Regions from separate parts of the Homo sapiens genome. Here region 2 is linked to region 1. Evidence: read pairs that join two places in POLR2A ChIA-PET (ENCODE). Cell type or tissue: GM12878. All regions are shown on one strand. Links, peaks and the distances in the headings refer to the core of each region. The heading gives the core; the rest is flanking DNA.

The links. Peaks named below come from ENCODE experiments on the same cell type or tissue, not always from the same donor. Only the 100,000 strongest peaks of a DNase experiment are listed, where the experiment ranks them.
Region 2: POLR2A ChIA-PET joins it to region 1 with 5 read pairs; 2 of 35 experiments call an interaction of 5 or more read pairs at or near these places.

The regions. Positions count from the first base shown.
Region 1 is chr3:121,730,417-121,746,017 of GRCh38, forward strand. GOLGB1 (golgin B1) reads right to left here. Exons shown (of 22, transcript NM_001366282.2): 2 at 460-557. The coding sequence starts at 555. Among named protein-coding and RNA genes, the nearest start is that of GOLGB1, 12 kb to the right of the region's middle. RefSeq lists an enhancer at 545-1,744. In GM12878, for the core only: no CTCF peak of the experiment used is centred there; a DNase peak (open chromatin) is centred at 5,105; H3K27ac peaks cover 401 bases.
Region 2 is chr3:121,592,999-121,608,599 of GRCh38, forward strand. FBXO40 (F-box protein 40) reads left to right here and starts at 381. Exons shown (of 4, transcript NM_016298.4): 1 at 381-504. RefSeq lists enhancers at 1-937, 1-401, 402-1,053 and silencers at 324-618, 4,491-4,691. In GM12878, for the core only: no CTCF peak of the experiment used is centred there; no DNase peak of the experiment used is centred there.

The DNA of each region.
Region 1 (15,601 bases), core at 3,863-6,362:
AAAATATAATACATACTGCCAATTTGTATCATCTTAAAAAAAAAAGAAAATACAATACAAACTATAGGAGAAGTGGTAAATGAAATTACAAAGCAAACAGATATTCTGAAACCCAAAAGGTGTTCCAGTTTCCTCATTTGTCACTTAGACCTTTCCTGTGGAAAAGGAATAGCCAAGGATGAGAACAAAGGACTTAAAACACTCTGGCACCAAACAAGGCCCAGGGAGACAAATGAGAAAGCCCTTTCAAATTGTATCCAGGACTTGTTTCCCATCACTGTGGCTTTTAAGCTAAAAACTTACAAGAGAAGGATCACTTATAAAATTTCAATATTTTTCTTAATCCTCGCTTCACCTAGTACCAGGGAGGCTTCGCACACCCTTCTATCTTAAATTATTTTCCTTAGAAGAACACAGAACATATGTCTTACCAGTTTAAATCAGAACAGAACTACTCACAGGGTCTAGGGGAGCCCTCATATTCTGATCAGTGTCATCATCTCCTGATAATTCATGCAAAACAACATTTGCTAATCCTGATAATCGGCTCAGCATTTCTGTAGGAAAAGAAGGGGGGAAAAAACCTAAGAATCAGCAAAATGAACATAGGCTTCTCCTATATTGATAACCATATCATCCGTGAATGAAAAAAGAATACTGTACAGGTGATTTGTATTAGACACAGTCTGCAGCACAATGATGTCTTCAAAAAGGCATTTGAGTACTTCCAGTGTAGTCACACGCTGTTCTTTTCAGTGGCAATTGTACAGAGGTTATCACCATCACTAACACCATTTCTAAAATAAAATGTAAGTACCTAATCGTTAAACATTAATACAATGTTAAATACCAATCTATAATTGTTAAATACACCTTAAAGGTAGTTTTTATCTTTAATGCCCTTCTTTCATAGTAGTTTCACTTACAAACATGAATTTCTTTTTTCTTTTTCTTTTTTTTTTTTTGAGACAGGGTCTTGCTCTGTCACGCAGGCTGGAGTACAGGGACGCAATCTCAGCCCACTGCAACCTCTGCTTTCTGGGCTCAAGCGATCCTGCCACCTCAGCCTTTCGAGTAGCTGAGACTACAGGCACATGCCCAAACATGAATGTCTTATTCTTTCTTCCTCTGTCAGACTGTTATTCTCTCCCACTTGTTCAAATAAACTCCATGATACTGCAACATTTTTCTTTTTATGTGCCCCATGAACCCCATTCTTTCAGAAAGCTTTCTTGATAAACCATGTGGCTTTGCTAAAATTTAAATATAAACTTTGTTCAAAATGTACAGCATTAAATGCATATATTAGAAAAGGAGGAAGGACAGAAATCAGTAACCTATGATTCTTCTATAGAAAATTAGAAAAAGAAGAACAAATTACAGCCAGTGTAAGCAGAAAAATAAAAATAAAAATCAGAGTAGAAATTAATAAAAATAGAAAAATAGAGAATATCAATAAAACCAAAAGTTGATTATCTGAAAAGATCAATAAAATTGATAAAACTCTAGTCAAGATGACCAAGAAAAAAACAGAGAAGACACAAATTACTGGCATCATAAATGAAAGAGGAAACATCATTAATGATCTAACATACATTAAAAGATAATAAACACTACAAATAGCCCTATACTTTTAAGTTCATCCATGTAGATAAAATGGGTCAGTTCACTGAAAGATTCAAGCTACCAAAAGCTCAAGAAGAAATAGAGAACCTGAATATAAATGAGTAGATATGTGTGGGTGCATGTGTGTGTACAGACACACACACACATATATATACACACATATAAATATGAAATTGAATTCATACATTAAAAACCTTCTAAAAAAAGAAAACTCCAGATCAAGGTGGCTTCATTAGTAGGTAACAAGAAACATTTAAGGAATAATACCAATTTTATATAATCTATGCCAGAAGATAGAAAAGGAAGGAACACCTTCTAACTTATTTTACCAGACTAGCATTGCCCTAATACTAAAAGCAGACAAAGATATTACAAGAAAACTAAAGACCAATGTTCCTCATGGTCACAGTCAACAAAATATTCAAATAGTCCATAAAATATTAGCTAATTAAATCCAGTAATATATAAAAAGATAATACATCACAACCAAGTGGGGTTCAAGAAATGTAATGCTAATTCAAAATATGAAAATCAATGTAATTCACCATATTAACAGACTAAATAAGGAAAACCACATAATGTCAATAGATTGAGAAAAAGCATTTGACACATTTCAATATCTATTCATGATTATGAATTCACAATAAGAATAATTCATTCTCAGCAAACTAAGAAGTGAATTTCCTCAACCTAATAAAGGGCATCTTTAAAAAACTTACAGCCAACATCATAATTAATGGTGAGAAACTGAATGTTCTCACCATATGAGAAACAAGGCAAAGATGTCTCTTACTACTTCTATCTAACACTATACTGGAAGTCCCAGCCAATGCAACAAGCAAGAAAAAGAAAAGAAATACAAATTGGAAAGGAAGAAATAAAACTGTCTCAACTAGCAAAATGATTGTCCATGTAGACTTTCCTTAAAAAACAACTCCTAGAATAAGTGAATTCAGCAAGGTTGCAGGATACAAAGTCACTATATAAAAGTCAACTGCAGGCCAGGTGCGGTAGCTCACGCCTGTAATCCCAGCACTTTGGGAGGCCAGGGCGGGCGGATCACGAGGTCAGGAGATCGACACCATCTTGGCTAACACTGTGAAACTCCAACTCTACTAAAAATACAAAAAATTAGCCGGGTGTGGTTGTGGGTGCCTGTAGTCCCAGCTACTCTGGAGGCTGAGGCAGGAGAATGGCGTGAACCCAGGAGGTGGAGCTTGCAGTGAGCCTAGATTGCTCCGTCTCAAAAAAAAAAAAAAAAAAAAAAAGTCAACTGCATTCCCATTACAATGAACAAGAGGAATTTGAAACCAATAAGAATACCATTTACAACAGCACTGAATAAACAGAGCAGGACTTGGGTAAACAGCTAACAAAATATATGCAGAATTTGCTGAATGCTGAAAACTATTGAAAACCCGAGGAAGACATAAAAAATCTAAATAAATGTAGAAATAAAACATATACATGTATTTGAACTCTATAATGTTAAAGTATCAATTCTCCCCATTTTGACCTATAAAATTAGTGCAATTCCAAACTTAATCCCAGCAAGCTTTTAGTAAACATCAAAAAGCTGACTCTAAAACATATGAAAAGGCAAGGAGTGTGGAAATTACTCACTACAATTACAAGACAGGGCAGCACTGGTGAAAGCATAGACACACAGATAAATGGAACAAAATGGAGAGCCTAGAAATAGACACATACAAATCGAGTCAACTGATTTTTAACAAAGGTACAAATGCAATTAAGTTGAGAAAGGACAATCTTTTCAATAAATGGTTGTGGAACAATTGGACATCTGAAAAAGAGTGAACCTTGACATACAACTCACACCTTATACAAAGCATATCTCAAAATGGATCAGAGACCTAAACTTAAATTGTAAAGGTTTTAGAAATAAACATAGGAGAACATTTTTGTGACGCTGAATTTGGCAATGAGCTTTTAGACACCAAAAAAGCACAATATATTATAAAAAATATTGATTAAAAATTTATCAAAACATACAACTTTTGCTCTGTGAAGACAAGGTTAAGAAAATGAAAAGACAAGTCACTGAAGCCAGGCGTGGTGGCTCACACCTGTAATCCCAGCACTTTGGGAGGCTGAGGCAAGCAGATCAGTTGAGGCCAGGAGTTCAACACCAGCCTGGCCAACATGGCAAAACCCCACCTCTACTAAAAATACAAAAATAAGCTGGGCATGATGGCGCATGCCTGTAGTCCCAGCTACTCAGGAGGCTGAGGCACAAGAATCGGTTGAACCTGGAAGGCATGGATTGCAGTGAGCTGAGATCATGCCACTGCACTCCAGTCTAGGCAACAGAGCAAGACTCTGTCTCGGGAAAAAAAAAAAAAAAAAAACAAGTCATAGATTAGGAGAAAATATTTACAAATAGCATATCCAGTAAATAACTTGTATCCAGAATCTAAAACAATAAAAATATCTTAAAACTCAACATCAATAAAGTAACACACCTGATAAAGAAATGTGCAAGAGATGTGAATAGATACTTCACCAAAGAAGATAGATGGATGGTAAATAAATATATGAAAAGATGCTTAAGTTAATCTGGCATTAGGAAAATACTCATTAAAAGCAAAATGAAATACCACTATCTACCTATTAGAATTGCTAAAATATGTATTTTTTAATGCTGGCAGGGATATAGAGCAACAGGAACTTTCAATGCCTGCAGATTAGAATACAAAATGGCACAGCTACTTCGGAAAACTGTTTGACAGTTTCTTTAAAAGTTAAACGTACATTTACCAATCCCACTCCTAGGCATCTAACCAAGTTTATAGTAGGTTTACTCATAATCACAGATTCTGAAAATAGCCAAGATATCCCTCAACAAGTGAATGAATAACAAACTGTAGCACATCCAAACAATGGAATACTACTCAGCAAAAGAATGAACAATTGATTCACACAACACAATACTTAAACCTAAAATGCCTTTTGCTACATGGAATAAGCTAAACATTAAAAGATATACATCATATTATTCTATTTATATAACATTTTGAACAAGTCCAGAAATTAACCCACACAAATATAGTTGTCAGGGCTTGAGGGAAGGAGATGTGGCTGAATATAAAAGAGCAACACAAGGGAATTTTTAAGGTGAAGGAACTGTTCTGTATGATCTTGAAGTAGTAAATTCATAACCATATGCATTTGTCAAAACTCACTGAACTGTACATTCCAAAGAGCAAACATAATTGTATACAATTTTTTTAAAACCTCAGCCAGGATGTCAGGAGTTCCAAAAATGGAATGCAGACTGTGACAAATAGATCTAACTATATTATAAATATATGATATAACCTCACTGAAGGAGATGGGGCTAACCTAAGAAACAAAAATGGTGTTTTGACTGGGTACTATAAGGATAAAGACAAAAAGAACTGACATAAACACTGTACTCTGCTTGGTAAATTTCTTTCTCACAGTGGTATGGGTTAGCAATTCTGAAACTACTTCATTGTACACTAGGGTTAAATGAGTAAGTAAATTGTAGATAATGAGATTCAGGTTTTTTACTGTCAGTGAAAGAAGTTACAAATAAGGCAAGAAAGCTAGGATAAACCCCATGGTACTGGATTAGAGTCAGAGATATCAGTATGAACTCATGTTTATTTTAATATATATGTAAATAGATAAATGCAGAAATAAGTATAGATATGTATGCATTATAAATAATCAGTTATTACAGAGAAATATATATTCTAGCCGTGTCCACTGAAAAGTCCTAGAAACAGTAACACCTCAGTAGCAATGAGCGCATCCAGATCTCGATTTCTAAATTGCCAATCTCCAATAAAAGGAACTAGGGCTCCTTGGAGAAATGGCTGCCTATCTAGGGTTGGGGCAGAGAGCCAGAAAGTAAGGAAGTGTTCAAAAAAGAAAAAGAAAAAAAATGGGGTATGTGACCAGGAGCCAATCTGAAGGAGCTCCCAATGATCAAGGCTAGAATAATTTGAGTCACAGAATAAATAACAATAATATTGGATTATATGGATTATAACCCAAATAAAAAATTAAATACCCATCAGTCAATACTGATATAAATAAATCATTAAATAAATTAATGGTAGAGACAAATCTTCCTTACAAAAGAATTCCAAATAATTTATGTAGATACGTCCCCCTCTAAAAATGGAGCTTAATTCCCTCTCCTTCAGTATAGGCTGGACCTAGTGACTCACTTCCAAAGAATAGAATATGAAAAAAGAAAAACAGCAACATCAGAGTGGTGAGACTTGGCAACCACCACCTCAACCAAGTGATCAAGATTAACATCACCAGTGATAAGTCATCGTAATATCATGTAACCCCTGATATAATGTGATGAGAAGGGTACTTTACCTCTGGGGTATTCTTCTGCAAAACCCGTAAGCCCAGTCTAATCATGAGAAAACACTGGGAAAACCTAGATTCAGGGACATTCTAAAAATACCTGACCAATACTCTTCAAAACTGTCAAAGTAATGAAAAACAACAAAAAACTAAGAAACAGTCACAGATTAGAGAAGACAAGGAGACATGCTGATTAAATGCAAAGTAGGCCGGGCACAGTGTCTCACGCCTGTAATCCTGGCACTTTGGGAGGCCGAGGCAGGCAGATCACTTGAGGTCAGTAGTTCGAGACCAGCCTGGCCAACATGGTGAAACTCCGTCTCTACTAAAAAATACAAAAATTAGCCGGGTGTGGTGGCATGCACCTGTAGTCCCAGCTATTGGGTAGTCTGAGATGGGAGAATCACTTGAACCTGGGAGACAGAGGTTGCAGTGAGCTGAGATCGCACCACTGCACTCCAGCCTGGGTGCCAGAGTGAGACCCTGCCTCTAAATAAATAAATAAATAAACGCAAGGCAGTATCCTGGATTAGGTTCTGAAACACAATAAGGACATTACTGGAAAAAATGGTGAAATCTGAATGAAGTCTACCTATAGTTTAGTTTATGGCATTGCACCTATGTTCTCTGTTTTGAAAAAGCTACCATGGTTGTGTAAAATGCTAACATTAGAGGATGCTTTGTGTATACAATAACTGTCTGTCTAATCTTCCCAAGTTGTATGTAAATCTAAGGTTATTCCAAAATCAATTTACTTTTATAACCACTGTGTAGGCTACATATTCAGATCAGTGTCAACTGCTAGTCCATAAAGTCCATGAAAATGAGAAGCATATTAATGCTTTGATAGGAAAAATCAAAATAGAACTGGACTATGCATAGCATTAGTTTACGTGATTATGCCTAATTTTACATTTTGTGATAAAATGTTATTTGGCTTTTAAAACCCTCAGCAGGGGCCGGGCGTGGTGGCTCATGCCTGTAATCCCAGCACTTTGGGAGGCTGAGGCGGGTGGATCACGAGGTCAGGAGTTTGAGACCAGTCTGACCAACATGGTGAAATCCCGTCTCTACTAAAAATACAAAAATTAGCCGGGTGTGGTGGCACGTGCCTGTAATCCCAGCTACTCAGGAGGCTGAGGCAGACGAATCACTTGAACCTGAGAGGTGGAGGTTGCAGTGAGCCAAGATTCGCACCACTGCACTCCAGCCTGGGCAACAGAGCAAGACCGCGTCTCAAAAAAAAAAAAAAACCTCAGCAAGAAGAAATATAAAAACTATTGTACAAAATAAACACTTAAATGAAACTAGGCTCTGCTACAGTTTTCTTCTACTGGGGATAATAATAGTGTTTAGGGCAGCCATGGTTCTTAAGAAAGAAGTGATGAGAGATACCTGTTTTTTTAATAGATTGTCTTGGGTAATCTAAGTAGCACATCACTTGGAAAAGATACGTGAGACAGAAATAGAAAAAGTGAACTGTTCCCTAGGAAGGCAGCGCAGGATCATATATAACTTCATATCTAAATACTGGAAGGGCAACACAGTGTCATACATGAGTACATAGGGCCATATATAACTATTTATTCAAGATATGAGAACCACAGCTATAGTCAGGATTAAAAAATCACAATTCAGCAGTATACAGATTCTAAACTTTCTTTTCAACTTTAGAGATCATATTTTCTTTGGTTAACTTTTAATGAAGGAAATGAATACCATCACTAAAGAGTTTCTTAAACATATAGATTTCTGCTAATCAAAGAAAATCATAATGGAACCTAACTTATCAAACAGAATCACTTTATCTTCAGATTTTTCAGACCACTTTGGAACAAAGAAAACAAAATAACCAACTGATGGGATTCTGAGAAGATGGGAGTAGCAAGGGGCCCCATGGATTTTGTATCTTCCTTTATTCCCACATAAAAACAGACAAAGCAACTAGGTAACAAAAGATCCATGGACAGCCTTTACCAAAAAACTACTTAACAAAGTTTCCTACAAACCCCAAAATAAACGTGGATATAGACAAACCGCCAATAGTCAAAAGATCTGGGTGTCACTGGTGTTCAACTGGGAGGAAATTGAGGGAAGCCAGAGGAGTACAACACCAAGAGGACCTCAAAAGAGCCAGTGGGCATTCACTGGCAAATGCGCCAAGCCAATTACAGAACAGTAGTTGATACAAGGAGGGGTCTTCCCATTCCAATAACAGGTACCTGCCAGGGGCCTACGAGGGCTGAAAGAGCTGAGGCAGTCTGGACCTTTATTAATTCTCAGAACTGAAGAGTTGGGGCTCTCTTCCAGGATAGGGTCCCACACTGAGGAGAATCTGCTGAGAGGAGAATTAAAATTAAGTGACTAAGGAAAGAGGAGGTCCAGATAAAGAGCAGGTGAAAGTGGCAAGGAAAGAAAGGCAGGAAATCCGAGAAATCCAGCTGCCATATAGTTGAACAATGTCTGAAAATAGCACAAGAGGAAACCTTATCAAGTTAGAAAAGCTGTATAAAATCTCTTTCTAAAAGTTCAGCAACACTAAATTCATATTAAAAATGAACTACTGAGGCCAGGCGTGCTAGCTCATCCTGTAATCCTAGCACTTTGGGAGGCTGAGGTGGGAGGATCACTTGAGCCTAGGAGTTCAAGACTAGCCTGAGCAACATAGCAAGATCCCATCTCTACAAAATTTTTTTAAAAAGTCAGCCAGGCATGGTGGCACATGCATGTAGGTCCAGCTATTCAGGTGGCTGACGTGGGAAGACTGCTTGAGCCCAAGAGGTGGAGGCTGCAGTGAGCCATAATCACACCCCTACACTCCAGCCTGGGTGATAGAGTAAGACCCTGTCACAAAAAAGAAAAAAAGAGCAACTGAAAAGTCTCACAATTCAGATACATTACTAGAAGAAAAAAAAGGAGGAAAACGATCATGATAACATCCCGACAGAAAATGGAAGCACGTCAGAGAGCCATGCTCAAAAAAACAGTTCAAAACTATAACCACTTAAATCTACTGAAGGAACTAAAAGGCATTAAAAATGACATAAGATGTGAAAAAATAAACATCAGAAATAGAAAAACCCAGAAATAAAGTGAAAACAAGAAGTGACTGAAAAATTTAAAAAATCATTTTGGAAATGAAGATGAAACTAGAAGGAACAAGAAAATGAGTAAATATAACAAACCATGTCATTAAAAAAAAGCAAAGTTGAAATGAAGGATAATTTTAAAAATCAAAAAGAAATGACCTAAAAAACTAGATATGCAACTACCTTATGACCCTCAATTCCACTCCCCAGCATTTATCTTAGAGAAAAGAAAACTTAAGTTCACAAGAGAACCTGCTGTATATAAACATTCATAGCAGCTTTATTTCTATTAATAGACGGTTAAGCAAACTGATATATACAGGCAAATGGTTAAACAAACTGGTACATACATCCCATCACATACTTCTCAGAAATAAAAAGCAACGAACTACTGATGGACCCAACAACTTAGATGGATCTCCAGAAAATTACATTGAATGAAAAAAAGCCAGTCCCAAAAGGTTACATATTATACAATTCCATACTTCTATAACATTTTTGAAATGACAAAATTTTAGAAATGGAGGAAAGATGAGTGATTACCAGTGGTTAGAGAGGGGTTGGGGTGGGAAGTGACTGTGGTCATAACAAGGCAACACAAGGGATCCTTGTGGTGTTGCAGCTGTTCAATATCTTGACTGTGGCAGTGGATACAGGAACCTACACAGGTGATATAACACTGCAAAACTTAATGATACACATACATACATATACAAATGAATATACAAGTAAAACTGGGGAATATATCTATCTCAATATCCTAATTGTGATATTATGTATTAGTTTTGCAAAATGTTACCACTGGAAGAAACAACAAAGTGTATAAAAGAGCTCTGATTATTTCCTACAACTGCATGTGACTCTACAATTGTCTTCATATTTAAAAAACAAATGAAAAAGAAATGAACTAAATGCAACATGATATCCTGAATTGAATCCTGGAACAGAAAATGGACATTAATGGAGAAACTGGTGAAATGTGAACAACGTCTGGAGTTCAGTTAATATTAATGTACCAATGTTGGTTTCTTAATTTTGTACACTGCTAATGTCACATGTTAATCTTAGGGAATACTAAGCAAAGGATACACCAGACTTCTGCACTATCTTTGCAAATTTTCTGTAGTAAACTTTCTGTAGTGATCTGAAATAATTCCTAATAATTTGTTTATTTTTAAAAAATGTAAGAAATTAAGAGTTACATAGGATTTGCGAGAAACAGATAAATATTGAAGATAAGTAATGTGAATAACAGGATTCCCTGAAGAAGAAAAGCAAAGCAAAGAAACAGCACAAATATGAAAAACCATAATCCAAGAATATTTATTTGAAAATTTTTTTTAAAAAGATTTGAAACTACATCTTGAAAGAGCCCACAATGTACCTCAGAATGTCAACTCAGAATGACCAACAAAACACTCTAGTAAAATTACTGGACTTAAAAAAATCCTTTAGGCTTTAGGCTAAAAGATCATATGACCAGTAAGATAAAGAAAAAAAAGCACTAGATTTTTCAACAGCAATGTTTTTGCCAGAAAAAAAAAATGAGTTACAAATTTAAGATATTCAAGAAAAGAAAAAGTGAGCCAAGGATTCTATTTCTGGCAAACACAAACTTTAGATATAAAAAACACAGACAAAATGTTATGAACGAGCAAGAAAATTCATGAAATATGAATATTCCCTTAAGCCTTTCCTAAAGAATTTACTAGAGGCAAAACTTGAGGCAATCCAAATGACTAAAGAAACATCATTATAAGAACTAGTGGTGAGCATTAAATATACGGTTACTAACAGAATTAAGACTAAGTAAAGACTGGAGGAGAGACAGCATAGTATGTAATGATTATATGCTCTGACAATATATAGGACAACCATGAAAAAAAATCGGGAAGAATGTGAATAGCATATGCAAAAAATAAAAAATATTTTTAAACAGTTTTCAATAATTAAAAGTGGTTGTTGTCTACGGCCATACCATCCTGAACACACCCGATCTCGTCTAAAGTGGTTGTGGTGGTGATATTCGTATCATCACTCCTAGATTACTATATGTGAAATGTAGAATTAAAGCAAATGATAATTATGGATACACTAATTCTGTATTTTCAGTTATGAAAAGAAGATACAGATGTAATACAGAAGAAATTAAGAACCCCGAAATACAAACTAATCTTTGAATCTGAATAGGAACACTCAGTGTGAAATGACAATTCAGTATTTTATATTTGTTCACATATTTTCCTAGCTCTGTCCACCAAAAAGGCTTAAAAGTAATGACAAACTGAGAAGCAATGAATATCTCTAGTGCCTAGATTGGGGTCTTGAAATACTCTTTCCCATTTTTAAAAAAGTTTTTAAAAGAAGGTTTTCTTAGAGAAATGGCTAATTCCATTTCTAAAGTGGAAATGTACAAAATGATCCTGAAACATCTTGTCATACAAGATAGGAAGCTTTCAAAGGACACAGGTTCCCATTGGCTAAAAGGATAATTTGAATATGTATGAATAAGAATTACAGCACACTGGGCCATACTGTCCAAGGTAATTTATAGATTCAATGCCATCCCCATCAAGCTACCAATGACTTTCTTCACAAAATTGGAAAAAACTACTTTAAAGTTCATATGGAACCAAAAAAGAGCCTGCATAGCCAAGACAATCTTAAGCAAAAAGAACAAAGCTGGAGGCATCACGCTACCTGACTTCAAACTATACTACAAGGCGACAGTAAGCAAAACAGCATGGTACTGGTACCAAAACACATACATAGACCAATGGAACAGAACAGAGCCCTCAGAAATAACACCACACATCTACAACCATCTAATCTTTGACAAACCTGACAAAAACAAGAAATGGGGAAAGGATTCCCTATTTAATAAATGGTGCTGGGAAAACTGGCTAGCCATACGTAGAAAGGTGAAACTGGATCCCTTCCTTGCACCTTATACAAAAATTAATTCAAGATGGATTAAAGACTTAAATGTTAGACCTAAAACCATAAAAAACCCTAGAAGAAAACCTAGGCAATACCATTCAGGACATAGGCATGGGCAAAGACTTCATGACTAAAACACCAAAAGCAATGGCAAAAAAAGCCAAAATAGACAAATGGGATCTAATTAAACTAAAGAGCTTCTGCACAGCAAAAGAAACTACCATCAGAGTGAACAGGCAACCTACAGAATGGGATAAAATTTTTGCAAACTACCCATCTGACAAAGGGCTAACATCCAGAACCTACAAAGAACTTAAACAAATTTACAAGAAAAAAAATAACACCATCAAAAAGTGGGCAAAGGATATGAACAGACACTTCTCAAAAGAAGACATTTATGAAGCCAACAGACACATGGAAAAATGCTCACCATCACTGGTCATCAGAGAAATGCAAATCCAAACTACAATGAGATACCATCTCACACCAGTTAGAATGGCAATCATTAAAAAGTCAGGAAACAACAGGTGCTGGAGAGGTTGTGGAAAAATAGGAATGCTTTTACACTATTGGTGGTAGTGTAAATTAGTTCAACCATTGTGGAAGACAGTGTGGCAATTCCTCAAGGATCAGAACTAGAAATACCATTTGACCCAGTGATCCCATTACTGGGTATATACCCAAAGGATTATAAATCATGCTACTATAAAGACATATACACATGTATGTTTACTGCAGCACTATTCACAATAGCAAAGACTTGGAACCAATCCAAATGTCCATCAATGACAGACTGGATTAAGAAAATGTGGCACATATACACCATGGAATACTATGCAGCCATAAAAAAGGATGAGTTAATGTCCTTGGCAGGGACATGGATGAAGCTGGAAACCATCATTCTCGCCAAACTATCACAAGGACAGAAATCAAACACCGCATGTTCTCACTCATAGGTGGGAATTGAACAATGAGAACACTTGGACACAGGGCAGGGAACATAACACACTGGGACCTGTTGGAGGTTGGGGGCTGGGGAAGGGATAGCATTAGGAGAAATACCTAATGTAAATGACGAGTTGATGGGTGCAGGAAACCAACATGGCACATATATACCTATGTAACAAACCTGCACGTTGTGCACATGTACCCTAGAACTTAAAGTATAATAAAAAAAATACAGTTAATCAAAATTAATACCTCTAGGAATACAAATTATAAATACACATATTTCCATGGAAAAATTATAAAATAAGTCACCAATGCTAAAACACCAGAAATAGTTGCTATTAGAAAACTTTACCAAATTGTCAAAAATGAGATAATCTAAGTGCTACAGAAGTTGCTGTTTATATTGCTCCAAAACATAGAAAAAGAAAATGAAAAATTACAAACCATCTCCCTATGAATACTGATGACAACATTCTAATAAATTTTAATTAGAATATTAAATAAAATATTAGCAAACTAAATCTGACTAGATACTGAAAAATATTATCACCAAGTGGATTTATTCTAGTAATTCAAATATCATTAATTATTATGAAATCCATTATGGAAACCCATACCACTACCACATGAGTTTCTGATTGACCCTCCCTAGAAAGGAGCGTGCCCATCAGCATCCTACTGAATATCATTGAATATCATAGCAAATGAGGAACACATACACATGAACACAGGATAATAATGATAATATTAATGGCAACAATTGAGAAACATTTAATTTAAATGCAAAGTGACTGTACCACTTTATATACTCTTTAATCTTAACAAAATCTGTAAGATAAGTATTATCATCATCCCCATTTTATAGAGGGAAACTGACACTCAGAAATTAAGACATTTCAAGGTCCCTCAGTTAAATATATAATACAATAGCAGTCAGGCAGGGTGGCTCACGCCTGTAATCCCAGCACCTTAGAAGGCTGAGGTGAGAGGATGGCTTGAGCTCAAGAGTTCAAGACCAGCCTGAGCAACATAGTGAGACTGTCTCTACAAAAAAAAAAAAAAAAAAAAAAATTTAATTAGCTGGGCATACTGGCATATGCCTGCAGTCCCAGATATTCGGGAGGCTGAGGCAGGAGGATCACTTGAGCCCAGGAGTTTGAGAGTGCAGTCAGCTATGATCACACCACTGCACTCCAGCCTGGGCAACAGAACAAGACCTTGTCTCAAAAAAAAAAAAAAAAAAATTAAAAAGATTGATAGAATAAAACAAAAAGCTATTTAAAGGAAAAATAGATTACTTTTCTCACATAACCATTTAAAAATATGTACATTTTAAGAAAGGAAAGACTAATATTTAAATGAGATAAAAATCTGAGAGAGTGCTAGAGATGTACTGTTCAGGCAGGACAAAAGGAGTCTCTCATAGATTGATTCAACAGTCTCAGAGATCCACAGGAAAGCAGGTGACATAGTGGGAAGAGCACCAAACTGGAAGCCAAGGAACTGAGTTTTCCGTCCTGGCTCAATAAGAAGCTGCATCATAGTGAGTAAGTCACCTTAAAGCGTCAGTTTCCTCATCTTAAAATGAAGACTAACAAGGACCATTCTAATGCCCCCTACTCTACAGCTGTTGACATTAAAGGAATAATCTGGAAATGTAAATGGAAGGGCATCTCACCCACAGTTGTAGGCTTTTGGTAGCTCAAAGGTTGGGAACTACAGGGCAAGAAAGCCAGTAAGTAGCCATGCTTAAGCTAAATGAAGAAAGATGGGTACTCCCCTCTATTAGGCTCACTGAGGACAGAAATGGGCAAATGTATAGATAAAAATTAATAAAGGGGAAAATATTCATAGTCATAGTCATAAATCTATGTATGTATATGTATATATACATATGTATACGTGTATGTATATATACATATGTACACGTGTATGTATATATACATATGTACACGTGTATGTATATATACATATGTACACGTGTATGTATATATACATATGTACACGTGTATGTATATATACATATGTACACGTGTATGTATATATACATATGTACACGTGTATGTATATATACATATGTACACGTGTATGTATATATACATATGTACACGTGTATGTATATATACATATGTATACGTGTATGTATATATATACATATGTATACGTGTATGTATATGTATACATATATGTAAAGATTAATAAAGGGGAATAGTCATATTCATAGTCATAAATTCATGTAAGGAATATGTATGACTGTTGGACAATGTTCTTGCTGTTATTTTATAAGGCACCAAAATAATGAATAGCAACTAAGGAAAAGAATAAAACACAGAGCTTCATGCCAAGGCCAGGGATTCCATAAAACACTAAGGCAAATAAAACAATTCCTCAGTCTATGCTGGTCACAGCTTTCACAAACCCTGCCACAGGACCTTAACACTTATGTGTTGAAGTGGCACTCAGAATTAAGTAAGTTTTATTTTCTCCAAGTCTTCACTGTTATCAATGATTATTCTTATAACAACCACCTGGTGTTCAGCATTATGCTAGGAACTATAAAAATATAAAAAGAATTATAAAGCATGTCCCTAGCCACCGAAAACAGAACAATATGCACAGGAAAA
Region 2 (15,601 bases), core at 2,854-5,353, 140 kb before region 1:
CAGTGATGGGTTTAGGTGAGGAGCATGGTTATAATTAGAGCAGCAGCCAGTCCTGAAGGCTGTGCCAGCCTCCTTCAGCACAGCTGGGCCTGCCGACTGCACATGCAGGAATCTGAGAGGCTGTTCTGGCCTTGAAAATGATCCTTCTTAAAAGGATTTTCCTCCTTCCTCAAGGGAAAGAAAACCTATTGATATAAAACTTCACTTCCCATTCAGTTTCCCCTGCTAAATGCCACTCCAGTAGAGACTGAGTGTTGATAAATACAGGGGAAGGAAAAAGTCGTAAGCTGAGCCTGGTCACATTGCCCCTTGTGATATCGTTTTATTTTTAACTTCGCAACACTTGGACTATTTCTGTTGAAGTTTTCTCTCCTTTCCCTGCCTTCCCAACAGAACGCTGTCCTCTACTGCAGCTGATGCAACCCAGCCACCTCCCGGCAATCCGCTTACTTGCAATCAAGGGTTCAGGTGCAAGCAGATGCTGACTCAGCCTGTTCCATTAAGGTAAGTATTCAAACAGGAGCAGGTGCACCATGACGAGGACATTCAGTGGTGAATATGCAGATGAAGCTGAGCCGCATATCACTTTTGTGTCCTGTGGAAGAGGATTGTTAAGCAAATTAGTTATGTAAAGATGTGGGGGAAAGGCTGGCACTGAGAATGAGATCCAGCCGTGTGTAAATTTCTGTTTCCATTTCAAGAGCAGGTAGAGTACTTGCTTTCTGACAGCTTAGGTTCTTTCTTCTATAATCAACAAGAGTAGTTATGATATCTGTAAAGTTACAACATGGTGATGGGTGGGGGGATCTGGGGAAGTGGAGGAGGTGGTGAGGAAACAAGTGGAAGGCCTAGAATCCAGGATTTCTATTCCCTTTTCTTTCTTTTTTGAGACAGTCTTGCTCTGTCACCCAGGCTGGAGTGCAGTGGCACCATCTTGGCTCACTGCAGCCCCTACCTCCCAGGTTCTAGTGATTCTCCTGCCTCAGCCTTCCGAGTAGCTGAGACTACAGGCACATGCCACCACATCCGGCCAATTTTTGTATTTTTTTAGTAGAGACAGAGTTTCACCTTGATGGCTAGGCTGGTCTTGAACTCCTGGCCTCAAATGATCCGCCCACCTCAGCCTCCAAAAGCGCTGGGATTACAGGTCTGAGCCACTGTGCCTGGCCCAGAATTTCTATTATTTATTTATTTATTTAATTCATTGTTATTATTTTTTTGAGACAGAGTCTCACTCTGTTGCCCAGGCTGGAGTGCAGTGGTGCAGTCTCAGCTCACTGCAACCTCCACCTTCTAGGTTCAAGAGAGCCTCCTGCTTCAGCCTCCTGAGTAGCTGGGACTACAGGCCTGTGCCACCACGCCTGGCTAATTTTTGTATTTTTAGTAGAGATGGGGTTTCACCATGTTGGCCAGGCTGGTCTTGAACTCCTGGCCTCAAGTGATCCACCCGCTTCGGCCTCCCAAAGTGCTGAGAATACAAGCATGAGCCGCTGTGCCTGATCAGAATTTCTGTTTTCTAAAGTCTAAATGCTGTGATCTTTTCTCCAGTCAACATTTGCTATGTTTGCTTGCAAGTCATTCTCATGTAGCTTAAAATTTCGTCTGCTGTGTCATACTACTGGTTAATAAGCACAACTGTATTTTCTGTATATACTATTCAAACTCCGCAGAGTTTAACACCTTTTTTTCGCCAACAATATTCTCTAAGTGTGGCCCTCTTCTCCCCAGCTCTCTTGAGTCCAAAATGCATCCATGAAATATAAGTGAAATATTTCTCAAGTTGAAAAACTTATATAGGCTTATGCACCAAAACCAAAGATTGTTACAAGCTTGAACAATTTTGCATATTCAGAGGGATAAAAGTAAAATGACTAATGATACTTGAGGTATCAAAAGTTATAACTTTAGACAGATAGTTTCTCGCTTCTGGAATAACTGTATAGTGTTGCATGCACTAAAAATTGGCAAGGTAAGGGAGCAGTGTTTATTTTCTTGTTTTTCACTGGTTCAAAGTTCAGCTAAGGACATCCTGGGAAGTGGCCTATGCAGCAAAAGGGATTCTGTACACTCTGACCTTTGATGTGTACAGGCTAAAGCCACCGATGCCAAGTAAAAGGAGACCTAAACTAACTATTCAGATACCTTAACTCCTGGTTCCTTCCTGCCTGTCTCTGTAACCTCCATATGTACCCCAAGACTCTGCTATAGGTGTCTGGGTTATCATTATGCCTGTTTCCTGGGCACAAGCAAATTCACTGTGTATAATCACCTAACTTCATTTAATTTTTCCAGGGCCTCCACAGCACCAAGGTCTCCAAGGTGTATGCTGGGATGCTGTCCTGGTGAAACTAGGGTGTGTTGGCTTACAAGTAACCAAGCAGACAGATTGAGTCCCAGCTACCCCTAGATAATCCAGTTACTTTAGCACTATCTTGGCCAATGCAACTGTAATTTAATAGAATAGTACTGATACAAAAGCACCAGATATAAGAATTAACTAGCTAATTCAATAACTAATAAGTATAAAGTTAGAGAGATTTCTAGTATAGGTGGAAAACTTCAGATTGTGAAGTGGAATGGATCTGGGAGAGGGTGGTTCTGTTTTAGGATACAGTGAAGGTACTGGAATCGCAGCGTCGAAGCCAAGGATTATGGAACCCAATGTGGGAATTAGCCTCAGCAAAGTGATTGTGTTAAAATCTCAAGAAGGCAAAGAGATTACTTTAATAATTATCTTTATACATTTTCTTTCCCTACAATTAAATATTTCCATAGCAGGGAAACAGGTCAACAATGCATAATTAAAGTAACTAATTAATTGGCTGGTTAACAGGTTAAGAGTTAAAAAATCTTTGACCTTTAACTTTTAACCTTGTCACTTTCACTGAAGTTAAAGCTCAGAAATAAATCATTATTGCCAGCGCCAGCCACATGAGGAGGCAGAATAGTTTAGTTACTGACATCATGTGAGGGGTGCTGAGAGGGCCCCTTGCCTAAAAATATCTCCCTGACATCAACCCTGTTTGCCTACTAACTTTAAAATTATAGAAAAGAATGTTAAAACTATTGTTTGTTAATCCCATTCTCTTTTGCTTGAGTCAGTGATTTAAATACACCTGCTATACGTGTTAGCATGACTTTGTTGACCAGCAACACTTGGTCACCACCTCCTCCTCCTTCTTCCACGCTTTGTCCTACTCTGCCCTTGGTACCATCTAAGCTGCCAACATGCCTTGGCTGTCACCACTCAGGTAGCTTTGTGTGGTGCTGTGATTTCTACAGACTCTTTCAATAAAACATCAAAGCACAATAGAAAAAAAGCACGTGACTAGAGCCAGAGACTCTGGGAGCATAGGCAAGACATTTCACTTCTCAGAGCCTCAGTTTCTCCTCTAGGAAACAAGGAGGTTAAAACAGACCCTTTCCTTTCAAAATGAGGTCCTTAGACCATCAGCTTCATCTGGATTTTGTTACAAGGAAAGAGTCTCAGGCCTCACCCTGGTCCCACTGGATCAGAATCTGCATTTTAAAAAGTTTGCCCGGGTGATTCCTTTGCATGTTGAAGTTTGAGAAGCTATGGAATATGGATTTCTTAATATCTGCCTGATCCAGATTTCGGATTCTGTGCCTGTCAAGTGTTTAAAAGAACAAGTACTTTAATCCCCTGCAAACAATCTGGCAGTGCTCAGATTATCTATTATAAATCCAGCCCACTGAGGTCTTTTCTTCAATGAGGCCTACATTAACCTAAGTTGAAATGATTTCCTTTTCACCTTAAAAAAAAAAGCAGCCCCAATTAGCATACATCTGACACCACTCTACTTTCTTCCTAAATTTGTTTCAAATTACTCTCGCAGCTTTTAAAATGCTGCCTTTTTAAGGGTTCAGTTTAATTCAGTTCAATCCTATTCAATGTTCTCGTTGACTGAGTGCTGGGGGCAGTGTTTGCTCTACTCACTCTCAGTCCCTAGAAGCCCATTTGGTGGGTCCTTAAGAAGTATTATCACCCTCTGTTGATATTCCGGTCAGACCTCCTTCCACTGCCTGCACACACCTCGCTGGCGACAACACTTGTGCCCATCATTGGAACCTCTCTCACCATTCTCACCATCACAGCAACTTTGCCAGGTTCTGCCAACTGCCACAGCCAATCACAAGAGAGAAGGCAAGTCTCAAGGACCACACTTTCCTTTTTTCTTGATGAGCAGAATAATGCAGATGAGCAAAAAAATTTACAAATTTTGGCCTAGGAAACAAAGATGCCTTCAAGTTGTCTTTATGGCATCTACAAAGTTTCAGTCCTAAAGCAGTACTATTTGAATTCCTAAGTGCTTAAGGAATGGCTCGTGGTGATTAAAGGGGGCCGAAAGTGGGGGGAAGTGTGGAGGCTTACATTCTTAAAAGAGTGAGGAAATAATTTTTAAAAAATAGAATTTGAATATCATCAAACTGACAGTGGAATATAAGATACATTGGAGTGAGGGGGACTGAAAATGGAAAGACCAGACATGGCTACAGGAGGGCAGTGGGAACACATGAAGGCCTGGAGGAGGGAGGTGACCATGAGAATGACCTTCCTCATAGAGTGACTCATCTATTACACACTCCCTATTTCATCTCATTGGATCCTTGTGCAACCCTATTGGTTATTATAGGCCCCCTTTTTTTTTTTTTTTTTTTTGAGACAGAATTTCACTCTGTTGCCCAGGCTGGAGTGCAGTGGCATGATCTTGGCTCACCACAACCTCTGCCTCCCAGGTTCAAGTGGTTCTTGAGCCTCAGTCTCCCGAGCGTCTGGGATTACAGGTGCCTGACACCACACCCGGCTACTTTTTTGTATTTTTAGTAGAGACAGGGTTTCTCCATGTTGGCCAGGCTGGTGTCAAACTCCTGACCTCAAGTGATCCACCTGCCTTGGCCTCCCAAAGTGCTGGGATTACAGGTGTCAGCCACCGTGCCCTGCTTATAAGTCCTACTTTTGAATTAATAAATTAGCTTTAGGTAGATTAACTTGTCAAAAATCACTCAGCTTATTCATGGGAGTGCTCATTGATTTACTTTATATTGGGGGTGTCAGGTAAGGACTCTCTGTGGAGGTAACATGTAAGCAGAAAACTAAGTGGCAAGAAGGAGTCCACAGAGCAAATACAGAACAAGAGGAGAATTCTCGTAGAAAGAGCAGGTACACAGGCCCTGTGCTGGAATAAGTGACAAGACCAGAGCAAAGTGCATAAGGGTGGGAGGTCAGGCAAAAGAGCAAGCAAGGGAGAGCTCATGCATGGCCTCATGGGCCAAGAGAAGGACTTCAGAGTTTATTTCCTTGTGAAGGGAATCCACTGGAAGTTTTAAGTTGGGGAGTAATAACCTAGTTTTGTAAATTGTGAAAAATTACGCCTTCTGCTGGTAAATATTGCCAATCCATTCTCCCCAAAATAGGAGCTTTAAAATTCCCCTGTCTTAGCAGTCAACATAATATGATTTAGATTTAAATACTACAAAGATTCATACAGAGCTAGATTTTTCTAGATGTGCTAGATGTAGTTTAAATGGAATATGAGTTGGTGGAAGGACCTGGTGTGTGAACTGAGACATGGTGCAAAATAGAAGGAGTGAGACTGATTATAAACCCATTGCACTACACCGGGTGAGCAAGGATGATGCCTGGCATTGGGCAGTGGTGGAGATGGAAAGAAGTGGGCAGAATTTGCCCACTCCTTTTCCAGATCTTTTGTCAAGGCCTTCCCACCTAATTGGCAATCCTCCCACCTTGGTCTCCCACAGTGCTGGGATTACAGGCATGAGCCACTGAACTGGGCCCAATTTACACCTTTCTGCGTGGTCCACACAGCACCACAATCTGCATCAAATCAAGTTGCTGCCCCCTTGCCAGGTGCTAAATGCTTCCCTATTTCTTTGAAAAACAAGCTATGCCTCAGGCTCACACACCTGGTCCTTCCACCAGCCTATGTTTCATTTAAACTACGTCCAGCACATTCCGTGTAGATCTTGGGACTATTTAAATCTAAACTATATTAGTTTGACTGCTAACTCCTCTAGACAGGGGAACTTTAAAACTCATATTTTGGAGAAAATGTGTTGACCATATATTTAACTGTAGTTCATTTTTAAGAGGATAGAACATACTGCTTTTTCAGACAAGAAGCAAGAATTTAAATGTGAACACAGGGGCCAGGGGTGGTGGCTCACACCTGTAATCCTAGCACGTTGGGAGGCCGAGGTGGGCGGATCACCTGAGGCCCGGAGTTTGAGACCAGCCTGGCCAACATGGCAAAACCCCGTCTCTACTAAAAATGCAAAAATTAGTTGAGTGTGATGGTGCATGCCTGTAATCCCAGCTACTCAGGAGGCTGAGGAAGGAGAGTCACTTGAACCAGGGAGGTGGAGGTTGCAGTAAGCCAAGATCGTGCCACTGCACTCCAGCCTGGGCAACAGGAGCGAGACTCTGACTCAAAAAAAAAAAAAAAAAAAGTGAATACAAGGCATAGTAATTAAAAGGGAAATGGCACCTGGATAGCCATACTCTGTCTCAGGCATAGATTTTTGTCAACCTTTTCACAGTGAAGAATTTCTATAATCTGAGTGCTTTGATCTAGTAGGTATTTCATTTTAAATATCAGAATCCATATTGTAGTGCATACACACACACACACACATGCACACACACACACACACACACACACACACACATATATATATATATATATATTTTTTTTTTTTTTTGGAGACGGAGTCTCACTCTGGTGCCCAGGCTGGAGTGCAGTGGCACAATCTCCACTCACTGCAAACTCTGCCTCCCGGGTTCAAGAGATTCTCATGCCTCAGCCTCCCAAGTAGCTGGGATTACAAGTGTGCACTATCATGCCTGGATAATTTTTGTATTTTTAGTAGAGATGAGGTTTTTCCATGCTGACCAAACTGGTCTCAAACTCCTGACCTCAGGTGATCTGCCTGCCTCAGCCTCCCAAAGTGGTGGGATTACAGGCATAAGCCACCATGCCCTGTCTAAACACACATATATATATACACACACACACAGGATCTTGCTGTGTTGCCCAGGCTGGAGTGCAGTGGCATGATCACGGCTCACTGTAGCTTCAATCTCCCAGGCTCAAGCAATCCTCCTGTGCCAGCCCTCCAAGCAGCTAAGACTACAGGCATGTGTCACACTTGGCTGATTTTTTTTTTTTTTTTTTTTTTTTTAGTAGAGACGAGGTCTTGCTGTGTTGCCCAGGCTGATCTCAATCTCCTGAGCTCAAGCAATCTCCCACCTTGGCCTCCCAATGTGCTGAGATTACAGACATTTGCCTCAGCACCTGACTTATGTAGTGCATAGTTTTTAACCCTACAACCTTCCCTTTCACAGTTATATCCTCTGAAATGCAAAGCCATTGGGCCTGGATGTTCCTTTTGTTTTCTGTACTCAGAGAGGGCACAGTATGGGATATGATCCAAAGAAGTATCAAAATAATCGCCATAAGGAAGGAGGGGCTTCTTAAGGAAGGGCATCTGGCTCCTTTACAACCTGAAAAGATTAATAATACATGTGGACACTATTCTGTGCCCCAACTCTAGCGATGGGCTTGCATTTTTCCCACACCATGTGGATCAAACACCTGTGTCTCCATGGGCCTTTGAGGGCCAAGTGTGATGTAGCAAAGAGTATAGAGTTTGAAGACAGACAGGCCTAGGCCTCTTTGTGCCTCAGAATCCTTATTCATAAATTGGAAATGGTAGTACCCACCTCACATGGTTGTTGTGAGAATTAAATGAGGTGTTATGTAAAAGCATAGGAAAGGCACTAAAATTTCATTTCTCTGCCTCCGTGACACCCAAAATGCAGAGAAATCTCTCAATCTAGGAAAGTCACACAAACCCCATGGGGGATAAGGATCCTGTTACTGGGCACAGGAACAGAGAAGATTGGGAGAACAGGTCATCTTCTATCACAAGGCAACCAATGATATATCTAATTTGATCATTTTGGGGCAACACCAGTTGGTTCCTACTTAAGGTGATCAATCAACTGTCCAGATTTGCCCGGAACTCAGGCATTTTCTGGGATATGGGACTTTCAGTGCTAAACCAGGAGAGTCCTAGGCAAACCAGGACAAATTGGTCATCACACTTACCCAGCCATGATTAGACTATCGAGAGTTCCAGATTGACCCTTATATCAGTGAGAACAATTTCCCCCCCATACACAACAAAGGCTCAGATGTGATTTGTTTATAGATGTGAGGCTATTTCATCTTCCCCCTTCCTTTCATTGTCAAACTTCTCTGGAGTGGTCTCCACTCACCGTGCCTTTCTGCTCTGTACATGTCCTCTCTCAAAGTCACTCATCGGGTGTAGCTCCAAAGCCTGGTAGGAGAGCTTTAAATAGCAACATGAAAAAAAAAAAGCGTCTTTGTTATCTCTTAAAGGGACATTTTCAAGTAACTTCAAGGAGCTGGAGAACAATAAGGCTGCACAACAAATGTTTCCAGCTTCAATAATACTGTTCCCAAGAACCATACTCCATAGTGCTGAAGGGTAAGAAATGATAGAGCTTAAGAGTTAGTCACCAGTGTCCCTCCAGCCAGACACAGCCCTGCTGCTGGGGCAGAGTTCTCACTGCACGCATAGAAGCACACTGAACTAGCCAGCCCTTCTTTTCCTTTCCAGGAACTGAGCTCAACTTAATGACAGAACAGGCTGGCATATATGAAGTTAGACTTTCCTGGAGCTGGTAGCTTTTTTCACAGAGCATTATTCCATTTGTGATTTTCCCCTTCTTTCCCACCTAAAAAGCAGCAGGGGACTCTGAATTATCCAGACTTTGTCATCATTGGTGAATTTCTCTTCTGAATAAAAATAGATGGCCACATTCTCTCAGCCAGGACAGGCCCTGACAACAATGGAGTGTATGCTTAATAGCTTTTCCTTCCTCTACAAGCAAACAACACATTTTCAATGGCCAAGGGTCCCACTGCGCAGCTAAAATGCCACACTTGCTCTGGCAAGAGCTCTTTGGGGACCTGCCATAAGCAGTGACATTGTCATCATTGTTCTTAACTTTGCAGTATCATTTGAGGCCGTAGCTCACTTTTTCCTTTGCATCTGTGACAACATAGTCCTGACTCTTTTAGCTCTCTGATCTCTCCGTCTCTGGTTCTACTTCTTCCTAATTTCCCCCAAAGCCATCATACTTGGCTATGTACTTCATGGCTCCAATTTCTATTCTGTTTTTACTTTCCCACATATGGCTTCCCCTCTCACTTGTAAGTGGATACTTCACAAATCTGCATCTCCACATTCCAGTCCCTCATCTTCCCATCCATGAGATCTATCATCCTCTCAAGCAACTTGTATTAAACTTTCAGGACCCATCTCTCCTCCCCAAATTGTTCCCTCTTTAGATCTCTATTTTTCTCAAAAATTATAGCCAACATTCTTTCTTCCTGGTTCGAAATCTTGGCATCAACTTTGTTTCCTTTTTTACCATCCCAGCCAGAAATAAAAATGTGATTCTCCCTTTGTAATGTCTTCTATGTGTCTCATCTTGACTATTTTTACTGTCATTGGTCTCACCCATCCAAGCTTCCATCGCATTCTCTACACAGCAGTTTCTAACTCTAGGTCTTCCTACTCCATTTATTCCTCCAGTACTCTTACTTAACACCCCAATTACAGTGTTAAATGGCTCCCTATTGTGTATCAAATAATTCCAGATGCTTTAGCCTAATATTTAAACATTTCCACATTAAGTCCATAATGGACTCTTTTTTTTTTTCCAAAAGTGACCTGGAATATGGCAGGAATCTACCTCTACATTACACTGCATGTTAAGAGATCAGTAGCTGGGCTCTTGGACCCAAAGATGTGTTTCCTGCTGGATCCTATTCTGCTCCATCACAGTCCATTTTTGTCCATTCAGGCTTCTATAACAAAAGATTCTAGACTGGGCAGCTTACAGACAACAGAAACTATTTGGAGACTGGAAAAGCCAAGATCAAGATGCCAGCAGATTCTGTGTCTCGTAAGGGCCTTCTTGGGTCACAGACTGCCATCTTTTACTCCTGTCCTCATGTGGTGGAAGGGACAAAGGATCTCTCTTGGGCTTCTTTTATAAGGGCACTAATTCTATTCATGAGGGTTTTACCCTGATGTCTTAATTGTTGCCAGAAAAGAGTGTCCTGATCCAGACCCCAAGAGCAGATTCTCAGATTCCCACAGGCAAGAATTCGAGGCAAGTCACAGAGCACAGTGAAATGGCAAGTTTATTGGAAACTACTCTGTTACAGTCTAGGGCATCCTCAGCAAGAGGAGGAGCACTCCATCTTTTGTTAGTGTCTGTACTTATAAGAAACTATAAAGAGGTAAATTAAACTTGGAATGTGCAGACATGCTCTGATGTGCTCACTAAAGGTAGTGGCTGTCAGTGTTATCGATGACCATCAATCCTTTAACCTCAGCTTGCTCTTTAACATTATCTTTAAGCAAAGAGGGCTGCACTGTCAGGACATCTGGACATTCTGCAGGCTTGGTGAGAGATGTTTTGTCTGGCCATAAATATTCTGTAATTATAAGTGGTGGTCAGCTTGGGATGTGGCTATTTTCAGACCATAAGTATTAACCTTATAGGTGCTTTGTGGGTGCCTCACTATTCACTGAAAGGTGACATCACTCTGGTCATAGTTCTTTTTTATTTTATTTTATTTTTATTTTTATTTTTTTTGAGATGGAGTCTCACTCTGTCGCCCAGGCTGGAGTGCAGTGGCACGATCTCAGCTCACTGCAACCTCTGTCTCCCCAGCTCAAGCGATTCTCCTGCCTCAGCCTCCCAAGGAGCTGGGACTAAAGGCATGTGCCACCACACCCAGCTAATTTTTTGTATTGTTAGTAGAGACGGGGTTTCACCATGTTAGCCAGGACGGTCTCGATCTCTTGACCTGGTGATCTGCCTGTCTCAGCCTCCCAAAGTACTGGGATTACAGGCGTGGGCCACCACGCCCAGCTCTGGTCATGTTTTATCAAGCCAGAGGCCTGGTAAATAGGGGTTCCTCTAACATATTTCCCCCTTCTGTCATGAGTGGACCCTTAATCCTAAGGGACACTGAAGGGCAGAGGTCAGTCTTCTGCAACCTCTTCCTGCTGAGAAACGTCATTGATGTTAACTCTGCCTAGCTTTAAGGGACCTGTCATGTTGGGAGGGGTCTTAACCAGAGGTAGCTTGAAGCTGTTGCAGTTAACTGGAGGAGCAATAGGTCTGTAGGTTTGTAGGTCACTCATAAGTTGATATCCTAAACATAGAAACTTATAAGAATTATAGCTATAATTATAAAACATGATATATGAGTACCATACATTGTGAATTAAGGATTAATAATAAGAATAGGGCCCAGTAAACCCTACATTCCATGCAAAACATGCAGCAACAATAAAATCCACAACATAAAGCTATGCCTATTCCAATTTTTATAGCTGGGGTGACAAAAGGAACTTTTTCCACCATGATGGCCCTGACCCAAACCACAATGTTAGCCATTATCTAAAGAAAGTGTGGGATTAGAGATGGCTTTAATTTGTTGATGCATATCTGGAGGGCCAAAGAAATATTGTCTGAGTTATTTGGGATATATATACAATATTTGATTCTGATAATAGCACAGGTTCCTCCCTGTGCCGCAGTCAGAGTATCTAATGACATTCTGTTTTGCATGATAGCCTTATGCATATAATACATTTCAGCATTTATAAAAGATATATCTCACAGGCTGTTACTTACAGCCCATGGGGTATCATTGGCAATGACCTCAACATGCCAGATAGCATCTTATAATCTAACAGATGGTAGGAAGAGTGAGGCCAAGTGGTTATACCCATGAAAAATGGATCTGGCCCACATACTGGTTATGTGGAGAAGGTTGGCTGGCTTTATTTATTTATTTATTTATTTATTTATTTATTTATTTATTATTTATTTATTTATTTGACACAGTCTCCCTCTGTTGCCGAGGCTGGAGTGTGGTGGCATGATCTCGGCTCACTGCAACCTCTACTTCCTGGATTCAAGCAATTTTCCTGCCTCAGCCTGCCAAGTAGCTGTGATTACTGGTGTGCACCACCACACCTGGATAATTGGCCAGGCTGGTCTCAAATTCCTGACCTCAAGTGATTCATCCACCTCGGCCTCCCAAAGTGCTGGGATTACAGGCATGAGCCACCATGCCAGCCTGGCTGGCTTTTTTAAATAGTCTTTGTCCAGTGACCTGGGGTCAAGATAAGCTTCATGTACAATGTCCTAGCCACCCAGAAGGCAATCATGGCCAAAGATTGGTGCCACATATCCAATGAGTTCCTAAGGGATGCATATCAGTTGGGTTTTGGTCGTTGCGACCAATCGGTAGCAGATAAGTCCATTTGTTGCAGGACTATGGTATGTTGGCATTGTCTTGCAGGAATCCATCCCATGACACAAGTAGCATTTGTCAAGGCATCAAGGGAGTGATTCCATTGTTCCTAACACAGTGGGACTACCTGACTTAGGTGTCCTGCAGAGGTGGTTAGTCATAGAAAACCATCTCAAATCTGAAGAAATCATTCTTCAAAACTGGAGTTTTTGAGCTTTTTAGTTTGGATGTTTATCTTTGGGTCTAGAAAGGAGGTGCCCAGTGCAAGAAACTTTTCTGTGGTCTCATTTACTGAGAATGGCTTCCTATGCCCAGAATTGCTAAAATTGTTATTAATTGGCCATTGGGTTACATTGTTCCAAGTCAGGCCAGACATCTGTGCTTTTGTCCATTGTTTAAGTCCCTCTAAGTATGTCTGTAAGTTATCTAAGCATGTCCCTGTGTGGGGGATATCCACCAGGGCAAGCCTGAGATGCTAGAGAAGGGCAATAGCTCACAAATCCAGCAAGAGGACATCGGCATAGTCCTGTGCCCATTGTAAGAAAAGATTTGAACCTCCAGCAATAGTGAAAGGAAGGATAGAAGCCCCAAAATAGACACAAATAAAAGAGAAGCTACATTCTATAGTTATATCCTGTAAGGACATAGATATTGCTTACCCAGAGCTGGGACAGACTCATACCAGTAAAAGTAAAAGACGACCAGGAGGAGGATCAGGAAGACTAACCTTGCCCCCAAGCTTATCCAGAGCATCACTTTGTAGTAAGAAGCTTCCAAGGATTTCTCCTGAAGAGGAAGTATAGACCTTCTACTGGCTCACAAGAGTAAACTAGATTAGCAGACTGGGTGTCAGAAGTGTAGACCTTCTACTGGCTCACAACGGTAGACTAGATTAGCAGACTGGGCGTCGGTAGCTTGTGGGGCTCCATAAGAAACAGGTTTAATTCAAGACAAATGTACCTAACTGTGAATCCCTTGCAGTTTAACTGCTATTGGAGTGCTCAGAGCACTTGATATGGACCTTTCCACATTGGGGAAAGCTGGTCACTAGAGACCCTTCCATTCAAGTCTTTAGTAAGGTTAAATACCCTAGTTGAACTGAAACAGAATTTTCCTCTCATGTGGGGAGGGAAAGCCTTTTATATCCATATTCACACAATGCATTTTGCACTTGTCCTAGATTGATAACATATTTTTGTAATTAATGAATCATTTCATCTATTAGGAGATTTGCAGTTAGGAAAGGCCTTCCATATGTTAATGCAAAAGGACTTAATTATAAGTTTCCCTTTGGAGCAGCTCAAACCTGCAGTAAAGCTACAGGCAATAGAGATAGCCAGGTCTCTGATGTTTCCTGGCAAATTTAGCCGGAGTCCTCTTTAGCCTATGATTAACCCTTTCCACCTTTCCAGAGGATTGGGGTCTCCATGCAGAATGAAGATGATATTGGATTCCCAATGCCAAGGATAGGTATTGGGTTATGCCTGCCGTGAAAGAGGGGCCATAGCTACTTTGCAATCTTTCAGGTAATCCAAACTGAGGAATTATTTCTTTTAATAAACTTTTAGATAGGCTTGGTGTGGTGGCTCATGCCTGTATTCCCAGCACTTTGAAAGGCCTAGGCAGGTGGATCACCCGAGGTCAAGAGTTTGAGACTAGCCTGGCCAATATGGTGAAACCTTGTCTCTACTAAAAATACAAAAATTAGCTGGGCATAGTGGTGCATGCCTGTAGTCCCAGCTACTTGGAAGGCTGAGGCAGGAGAATCGCTTGAACTCAGGAGGCTGAGGTTGCAGTGAGCCGAGATTATGCCATTGCACTCCAGCTTGGGCGACAAGAGTGAAACTCCATCTCAAAAAAAAAAAAAAATTGAGAGACCTCTAAAGCTCTTTTTTTTTTTTTTTTTTTTTTTTTGTGAGATGGAGTCTCACTCTGTTGTCCAGACTGGAGTGCAGTGGCACGATCTCGGCTCACTGCAAGCTCCGCCTCCTGGGTTCATGCCATTCTCCTGCCTCAGCCTCCCAAGTAGCTGAGACTACAGGCGCCCACCACCACGCCCGGCTAATTTTTTGTATTTTTAGTAGAGACAGGGTTTCACTGTGTTAGCCAGGATGGTCTCGATCTCCTGACCTCGTGATCCGCCCACCTCGGCCTCCCAAAGTGCTGGGATTACAGGCGTGAGCCACCGCACCTGGCCGAGACCTCTAAAGCTCTTTTGGATCAAGTGGGGGAAAGCCTTAACCTAACCAGTGAAGGTAACAATAAACACCAGTAAATATTTGAATCCCCTACATAGAGGCATTTAAATAAAGTCTAGTTGCCAGACTTCACCCAGATAGGCTCCTTTATGTTGGACAGGTTTAACTAGAGGTGGGGGCAATGGCTGGCTGCTTGGGTTATTTTGGGCATAGAGCTTTCAGGCTGAAGTCATCTGTTTTAGTGTCTTGAAAAATTTTCCCATAAATAAATAAGATATCAACTGAAATAAAGAATCCCTTCCCAAATGAGTGGAATTATGAAAATGCTTAACTATTTTACACTGATTGGCACTTGGCATTAGTAATTTGTTATCATTAACCAGCCAGAGGGGTCCTGGGCCAAATCGTGATCCCTGGCCCATTTTCGTTCTTCCTTGGAGTACACTGGCTCGGCTATGTCTGGGGCTGTGGGCACTAGGATGCCCATAAGCGTTAACTGGCTCTTTTAGTGCAGTGGCCTTGGCCCCCACATCTGCAAGGGCATTTCATTTAATAATATCATCAAAATGTGCTCTGCAATGAATTACAGCCATTTCTTTTGGCAGTAAAACAGCATCTAACAAGCTCAAAATATCCGAGTGATGTTTTCTGGGGGAGTCCTTAGCAGTGAGAAGTCCCCACTCTTTCCAAATGTCGGCATGACCATGAAGCATTAAAAAGGCATGCTTGGAATCATCAGAAATGTTAATTTTTACATCCTTTTCCAATTGCAGGGCCCTAGTAAGAGCAATTAGCTCAGCTTCCATCTGTAAACCATTCTGTCTCAGGATTGTTAAGAGGCTCATCTCTTAAGTTTGGCCTGCTAGAATAAATTTGCTCCATAACCTGTATGCAGGAATGGTTTAGAGCGTCTGTGGACTCTGGCAGACAAGCAGCTGGGTTTACTTGGAGAACTTCAAGAATTATGTCTGGTGTGTCTAACAGTAAGGC